2 separate regions of the Homo sapiens genome follow, and region 2 is linked to region 1. A link is a contact called in ENCODE Hi-C or POLR2A ChIA-PET data. All regions are on one chromosome and are shown on one strand. Each heading gives the region's core, a stretch centred on a gene start or an enhancer-like site at or near the end of the contact. The rest is flanking DNA. Distances are from core to core; before and after follow the strand shown. Region 1 overlaps RFTN1 (raftlin, lipid raft linker 1). Region 2 holds the start of LINC00690 (long intergenic non-protein coding RNA 690).

The links. A loop is a pair of places that touch in the nucleus more often than their neighbours do. ChIA-PET counts read pairs that join two places held with the same protein, here RNA polymerase II (POLR2A). Pooled maps may share reads with other maps.
Region 2: a map of A673 shows a loop between it and region 1 (4-fold over the local background). The contact joins the promoter of LINC00690 here to the enhancer-like site in region 1. A Hi-C loop is called at or near these places in 2 of 168 maps with a recorded cell type or tissue (A673 and natural killer cell) and 5 of 50 pooled maps. POLR2A ChIA-PET finds 5 or more read pairs at or near these places in 6 of 52 experiments (K562, OCI-LY7, activated T-cell and 1 more).

What each region holds. Positions count from the first base shown.
Region 1 is chr3:16,480,795-16,484,973 of GRCh38, forward strand. All of the region lies in intron 2 of RFTN1 (raftlin, lipid raft linker 1), which reads right to left. It overlaps LOC124906219 (a long non-coding RNA gene), which reads left to right. Exons shown (of 3, transcript XR_007095839.1): 3 at 1-4,179. Among named protein-coding and RNA genes, the nearest start is that of RFTN1, 31 kb to the right of the region's middle. RefSeq lists an enhancer at 1,886-2,738. Within about 2 kb of position 2,082, at least 17 of the 41 ENCODE cell types and tissues checked have a DNase peak (open chromatin) inside an H3K27ac peak, as active enhancers do; they include OCI-LY7 and natural killer cell, where a contact is called at or near this core.
Region 2 is chr3:16,534,018-16,538,196 of GRCh38, forward strand. It overlaps LINC00690 (long intergenic non-protein coding RNA 690), which reads left to right and starts at 2,301. Exons shown (of 3, transcript NR_103843.1): 1 at 2,301-2,477. RefSeq lists a silencer at 1,646-1,841.

The DNA of each region.
Region 1 (4,179 bases), core at 832-3,331:
TTCTGTTCCGCTTTAACCAAATTAGATAACAATTATTACCACTACCTCAAGGCTGCTTTTATGAATCCCTGCAGAAAAATAATTTGGTTTTGCTTTGACAGATAACAGTCATCAGCAAGGAATTTCATTTTACTGAAGGCAGGCTTAGTTGCTGAAATTTACTGCTTGGGTTACACACATATGCACATGCACACACACACACAGACACACACACACACACACACACACACACACACCTGAGCCCATTTTCATACAAGACTGAGTAGTGTTGCTTCTTGGTCTGGATTTAGAGTAGCTGGGAAAACAGCATGAAGAGTTTTTACATTCAGAAAGGAATGCAAAGGAATGTAAAGAATGCCTTCCTTCCTTTTAAATCTAATCTTATTACTCCCATTAGTGAATATTTAACAATAACACTAACGCTAATAGCAGACTTGGTCGCAACATCAAAAGCAACAATACCAAAGATGAATATAACAGCTTTGCTCAGAAAAACTTAAAGCTACGTCACACATATTATCTCATTTATCTTTTGAAAATCTCTTCAAACTGTAAGAGCATATTTATCTACTTTGAGACATGTTTTATGGGAACCGATTTCCTTATTACTCTTTGCATCTTCTGTTTAAAAACATGGTCTGTTTTTAACACACCTCCCAGCCAGAACCTCAACTCATAACTCATGCCATTGACTTCCTTGCATGAATCTCAAAAACAAAAACCAACTCTTAGCAATTATAGAAACCGGAAACAAAAATGAAACACAAGTAGGAAGTTAAATAACTTCACTGCATCCAACAATTGCTTTTGCCTAAACTGAAATTAAATAAATAGACACACACACACTCTCCATAAAAACTCTGCTACACAATTTATTAATGAACAGTGAAAAGAAACAGAAGCCAAAAGTGGGTCAGGAGAAACTGTTTAATCTAATAGTCTGGAAATTATATTGGAAGAAACAGATGGTTTCACAGAAGTCAATGTTACCTAGAGGAGCAAGGAGCGATTTTCTAGGAAAGAAAAATGTTTCCCTACCCTACCGCATATACTATTTTCAGCAAAGGAGGAGTCTATATTCAGCACAGGAAAAGTCCCGATATTGGCACACTTACAAAACTGGGACTAAGTGGCAGCCATCCACACATACTCAAGCTCAGACTTGGCCTTCTGAATCTGAGCTGGAGGTCAAACCTAGCCCTATTTTAAAGCTGGGAACAACAGAAGCCAGCACTACGCTCCAGTGGGTTATTGACCAACACTCATGTTCTTGATACCTAAGGAAAGTGGTCACCAACAGGTCATGGGCAGCATGACCCTTAATGTGGCTCCGGACCCTCAGAGACTCTGTGGGTCCCAGGCAGCAGCAAGACACACAGGGCACATGGAGTCGGAAGACCTCAGTGCAAGCTGCGGCTCTGTAAGACAAGACCACCCTATTTGTCAGGCTCCCTATTTGTCAAGCAGAACAAAAAACATCTCTAGACTTGTAAGGATGAATTGAGCTAAAGTATATCAAGCTGCATTGCAAACAACACAGCATAAGACAATGCTCAACCACTCAGTCTATTCTCATCCCCACCATCTATGATTCACCAAAACATGCAGCCAAATTCTCCCTAGAGTAGGGCTCAATCAAAAAGAGAACATCAAAGCTGGGGTCCTTGAATGACCGATCACAGCCAACCAAATCTCAAAGCCATACCCGAGGGACCTTTGGTATTGTCCACAATCCTTAAGAGTAAAGAATTGAAGAAGGCAAGTCTGAGTTCTGATTCTAGCTCATCACACATTCGTTGCAGAACCACGGGCACATTAGGTAACCTCACTGAGCCTTGTTTCCTCATTTGTAAAATCAAGATCTCTATAAGGATTAATTGACACTGAGCACCATGCATGCCACATTAGCTGTTATTACTGTTGCTACTGTTAACAATGATTATATCAATACCAGCAGCATCCAAGTCCACTGCTCCATCACAATACATCAGCTGCAGGGATCCCCAGAGAGGCCAGGGAGGGCGCAGGGGCAGAACAGCCTTTCTGCCATGAAGATGAAGGACTGTACGAGGAGGAGCCTCCCACCGGGGTGAGCTTAAATTTGCGGAAATATAGAAAGTCCCGCCCCACCCAACTCTGACCCTGGGGCCTCTTGCAGCAGTATCAAGGGCTGCTTAGAGCCTCCCTTCTAGCCATCCACCTTCCCTCCTCCAGGGCTTCTGACATTTTGCTCCAAGGTTTGTTTGTTTTTACTTAGAAAAAATGCCATCAACGTCAGTGACTGTATGCTCAGTTCTGCTGAAGAGCTGCAAATGTTATAGATGGATTTGTTATGTTCTAAAACTGCAGGTATCATATTTACAGAGAGGTAATAAATACCTCATTAAGGAAAGGCAAAACAAACACTTCAGAGTACTTGAGGCTCTATCTAAAGGAACCCCATGGTGAAACCCACTTTAAACCAAGAATCCTCCTGTAATGCAAATAAGTACTCATCCCCTCCAATTCTCTTCCTTCCTTTCCCTAGTTTACGATGTTGGGCTCCCCTGTAAAGCACCCCCCTCCCTCCCAGAACCTGCAGGCACCAGCAGCCAGGTATCCATCTTAGCCAGCTCCCTGAGACATCACAGACTTAAGCTGAGTCTGTTGACACCTGTTCTGTAGTGTCAACTGTAGGTGGGGTGGGGACACAGAACCAAACCACAACACCAAGACTGACTTAATGGGTCTGGTGTGCAGCTGGGCATGGGAACTTTTTAAACAAACTTTGAGAATCATTGTGTCACCTTGTATCCTTATTTTTATTCCTCTGGCCTGTCCTCCCAAATATATTCCAAGTCACCTAAAGAAAGTAAGTTATGATTTGGTCATAATACATAGGTAGGTAAGTAAACATTTGTTGAATTTATTTTATACTCAAAAGATCACACTAGTATAATTTTTTTCTGCCATCTCCACTCAAATTAAAAAAAAAAAAATTGTACTCCACATGATCTTTTAAGGTTCTCCAAGTGTGGTCCCCAGACCAGCAGCATCAGCATTGCCTGGGAACTTATTACAAAAGCAGATTCTCAGGCCTTGCCCTAGACTTACTAAATCAGAAACTTTGAGGATGGGGCCCAGGACTCTGCATTTTGACAAGCCCTCCAGGCTATTCTGATTCACTCTCAAGGTTGGGAACCACTCCTTTAAGCTAATGATTAGTTTTAAAGGCTTTTCTGGAGATTGACATTATTTTAGATGAGGCCATGGAACTGGCCTATCATCTCCCTTCACGAAATCAGAAAGGCTAATAGTGCCAGGATTTATAACTAGCCATTAGGCACCCAAACACTTAGCTCCCCACAACTTTCATTTCTTAATTTTCAGAATATAATGTAAATCATGATCCATTTTTTTAGATTAGTCTTTTTCCCAGCCGTGAAGGGAGACTGAAAGGACAACTCTTATAAACAATGATTATCAGCTGCTTCTGTAGTTGTGTGTCAGACTAACACCCCCCAGACTGGAGGTCAAAGAAAAACTGGACCTGTAGAAAACTTATTGCGCAATGTGCATGTCTTGAATAAGGAATGTCATCCTGTTATTATCATGACCACCCAAAATTTATATACAGAGTTTAAGGCTAGAATGCTGGTGGCCGAAAGCCAAGTATGAGCCTGGTCAGCACAATGTCGAAGAAAACATCCCGAAAATCAGTTCTTAAAGTCCTCTTAGACAGGAAAACCACAAAGATGGGAATTTGTAAAATGCAGCAGTGTGGAATGATCCTCGAAATTGTAATGCGTGTCATGGGAATGTCTTATAAGGAGGAACTTAAGAATAGAAATAGAAGAAGACAAGCTTGAGAAAGGGGCAAAGGTGAATAAATTACCTTTGAACTTTTTCATGTTGAAGCCCTTCAATTTAGTTTAAACCCACCACAGCACACAGAAGATTCAGGAACCAAGAAAGCCAAAGTGAAGGCTTTGCTGTTCAGTAAAACTACAAGATATCCTGCAAAGCTCCAAGTGCTTGGTGGCCTAGCAAGTTTCTTTTATAACTGCTCCAAACTCAATATCTCAATTTATTCTTCTATACCGTGGGGGTGACTCCACCTACCTCATAAGATTGTTGTTAGTTTGTTTAGAAGAGATTAATACAACAGTAGGTGCTGAATAAAAAGTAACTCTGATTATT
Region 2 (4,179 bases), core at 1,051-3,550, 53 kb after region 1:
GACCGGGGGAGGTGCCAGCCTTTTTTGAACAACAGCTCTCATGGGAACTAATAGAGTGAGAACTCACTCATCCCCGTGCCTAGGGAATTAATCTATTTATGAGGAATCTGCCCCCCCCGACCCAAACACCTCTCATTAAGCCCTACCACACACTGAGGGTTAAATTTCAACACAACATTTGGGGAGGTCAAATTTCAACATGAGATTTGGAGGGGTCAAATTTCAACATGAGATTTGGAGGGGTCACATTTCAACATGAGATTTGGAGGGGTCACATTTCAACATGAGATTTGGAGGGGTCAAATTTCAACATGAGATTTGGAGGGGTCACATTTCAACATGAGATTTGGAGGAGTGAAATTTCAACATGAGATTTGGAGGAGTGAAATTTCAGCATGAGATTTGGAAGGGTCAAACAAGCCCAACTATAGCAGGTGGTATCTCATTGTGGTGTTGATGTGCATTTCCCTAATGATTACTGATGTTGAGCACCTTCTTATGTGCCTTTTGGCCACTTGTGTGTCTTCTTTGGAGAAATGTCTACTCAAAGTCCTCTGCCTCTTTTTGCCTTTTGAGGTAAAATTTACATATGATAAAGTGCACAAATCTTAAGTGTGCCATAAGATGAGTTCTGACAAATGCATCTCAAACTCTGTCGAGGTACAGAACATTATCATCACCCCAGACAGTTCCTTCAGATTCCTTCTCAGTAATCCACTCCCTCCACCCTCCAGACACAACCACTATCCTGGTTCTTAAAAGTCTGTCATAGATTCGTTTTGCCTGTTATAGAACTTTATGTGGATTTATACAGTATGTGCTCTTTCGCGTCTGGCTTCTTTCACTCGGCATAATGGTTTTGAGATTCACCCATGTTCATTCCTTTTGATCGCTGAGCAGTATTCTTTTCCATGAATAGGCCAGAGTTTCTTTATTCTTTTGTTGATGGACTGGACTGTTTCCAGTTTGGGGATATAATGAATAAAGCTTTTTAAGAGCTTATGTTTTATTATAACAAAAGCAAAATGTCATGAGCTTGAAGCCTTGATAAAAATCTCCCACCAAGCCTAATATCCTTTTGGATAGAAAAATAAACAAATCAATAAGTTCTGCCCTTTGTAGAGGGCTTATAATGTGCCAGGCCGTCTGCTGAGCGTTTTCCTTCCATCAATCATTCCATTTAATCCTCACAGCCCCATCTGCTAGATGAGTAAATAAAGGTTTACAGCAGGAAACTGACTTGCCCAAACTCTAATAGCCTGTGTGTGGCAGACCCTATTTTGCCTTTTGGGAAGTGCTGTGAGCATCAGTAGTTATCCCAAGGCCAAGAAAAGATGAGTATGGTGTTTTGCTTTCTCAGTTATCACACTTTATTACAATACTGATGTCATTTTTATTTGCCCTCTGTGATGAGCATTAATTATATTACGGGAAAGGGGAGAAAGCCAAGTATTGCAACTTTAGAAGTAAAGACCACTCCCTTACTAAGAAATCTTTGGAGACAGCAAGGAATTTTAAAAAAGTAATGGTACATGGGCCCGGTGCGGTGGCTCACGCCTGTAATCCCAGCACTTTGGGAGGCTGAGGTGGGCGGATCACTAGTCCAGGAGTTCGAGACCAGCCTGGCCAATATGGTGAAACCCCGTCTCTACAAAAAACACACAAAAAATTAGCCGGGCGTGGTGGCGTGTGCCTGTAGTCCCAGCTACTCGGGAGGCTGAGGCAGGAGAATTGCTCGAACCCAGGAGACAGAAGTTGCAGTGAGCTGAGATCGTTCCACTGACTCCAGCTGGGGCAAGAGAGCAAGACTCCGTCTCAAAAAAAAAAAAAAAAAATTAATGCTACATGAAAAAATTTCTATTACAAAATATTAGAAAATAATAAGAGCACCAAAAGATAAGTGCCTGATCAGCTTGCTATCCATATGTAAATGTAGATATGACCAAATTGGAAAGTTTTGGCAGAAAACTTGCAGAGGAAGGAAAGAAAGATTTATGACTAGTGTTTATCTACTGTCCGCGAAGTGCCAGGAAAGCCCCCTGCTGGGTAACTTACATATGTTTAACTCATTCCAGCTTCCCTGCAGCCTCAGCAGCCCTTCTCCCCTTGTTTTTTAGGAATGGAACTCCTGGCTTTTAGCTAAACTTGTGGTCTCCCAGAAAAAACATTTCTCGCAGCTTCCCTGATGGCTAGATTTGGCACGTGACTGAATTTGACCAATGGGATGTCAACTGAAGGGTCGCGTACAACTTCCAGGAAGGGCGTGACCTTAAAGGGGCTTGTGCCTTTCTTTGCCCCTTCCGCCTTCCGGATGGATGAAAGCAGAAGCAGTGGCTGGAGCTAGAGCAGCTATTTAGGACTATGAGATGGAAGAAATGTGGTGACAATAGCAGAACAAAAATATAGAAATCTTGGGTACTTGATGACCACGGAGCCGCCATACAAACTCTGGACTATAATTTCCAGAGACTGTTTATGTGAGAGAGAAATATACTTCTCCTGTTAGGCTACTGTTAACTCTGTGTTTTCTGTCAGTTCTGATATAGGAGGCATTGTCATCCCATTTTACAGACGAAGAGACGGAGTCTCAAGTTTCCATAGCTGGTGTGCACTTTAGTTCCTCAAGGACAATAATGCCCCACCCTTGAGGTTGGTTGATTCACTCAACTCCCAAAGTTGATAATGTTGAGGTGCCAAAAAAAGTGTCCCCTTCAGGTTTCACTCACTGGAGCTATGTCATGTGCCCACAGATACGGAAACATGCCACTAAAAGTTAGCCCTGGAGGGCCTTTAAGTCAGCTTTCAAAGAACAACAGATCTGGTTTTGTGACTCTGGGAAAATTACCATCCAAGCCTCAGTTTCTTCTTCTCTAAAATGGGAAGGATAGTAAAAGTACCTGCGACAGAGTTGTTGGGAGGACCGAGCAAGAGGCTGCACAGTGCCTGGCCCTGACCAAATGAACAAGTGGGAGTTTTTATTATTAGTCCCTGGGCTGGGCTGGAATCAGACCCCCTGGTTATTTCTTTTTCCATATCTTCCTTTCTGCCATTTTGGAGCTTCCCCCCTCCAGCCTCCGTCCCCAGACAAGATTAAACAAATGTCTCTTTTCTCCTTGCAGACTGTGCTCCCCAGGGCGCCCTCAGCTCTGTCCACACAAGTCCCTCCTATGATCAGCTGCACCCTAGGCTCAGCTGGAAAACAAAACATGCACTGCATGGTTGCCACATCCTAGCCATGGGCCTCAGTTTTCAAGCTCCAGGCAGTTTTAGCAAGAAAACTGATGTTCCTAAAATCAGGACTGCATTTCTTACATTTCCACTGCTGATTCTCAAAAAATGTTGGCACAAACAAACCCAAACCACGAGGCAGCAAAATTAGTCTTCAAAGCCCTCCTGTAAGTTAAACGCCCTCTCAAAGGTACCTGCAGAATCCACATTCAGGTCCCTGTGGGGCCGTCCTCTGTGGGTCTGCTTTGAGCTTTGAGCAGAGGAGGTTCCAGCACAACGCATCTGTCTGGGTGTGATTCTCCAGCCTCTGTTGTCTGTCAAATGAATCCTTCCTATATGATAATGAATACTGCACAGATTAATGCAGTGGATCCCCACCCATAGACCAGGAGGCTCTTTTGGGGAGACAGAGAGGTTTTGCGAGATGATCTTCAAACCCATCGATAAGCTTATTGTCCATGGACCAATCTCTTCTGTGTCTCCCACAGGGTTCTACCACTATATTTCAAATGTATATATTTTATATATATATATATATATATATATATATAGTCATTGTGATGAATAAATATAAATATCTATTTATATTATATATTTATATTATATATATTTATATTATATATTTATATATATATTTATATTATATATATTTTTATATATTTATATTATATATATTTTTATATATTTATATTATATATATTTTTATATATTTATATTATATATATTTTATATATTTATATTATATATTTTTATATATTTATATTATATATATTTTTATATATTTATATTATATATATTTTTATATATTTATATTATATATATTTTTATATATTTATATTATATATATTTATATATATATTTATATTATATATATTTATATATATTTATATTATATATATTTATATATATTTATATTATATGTATTTATATTATATATATTTATGTATATTT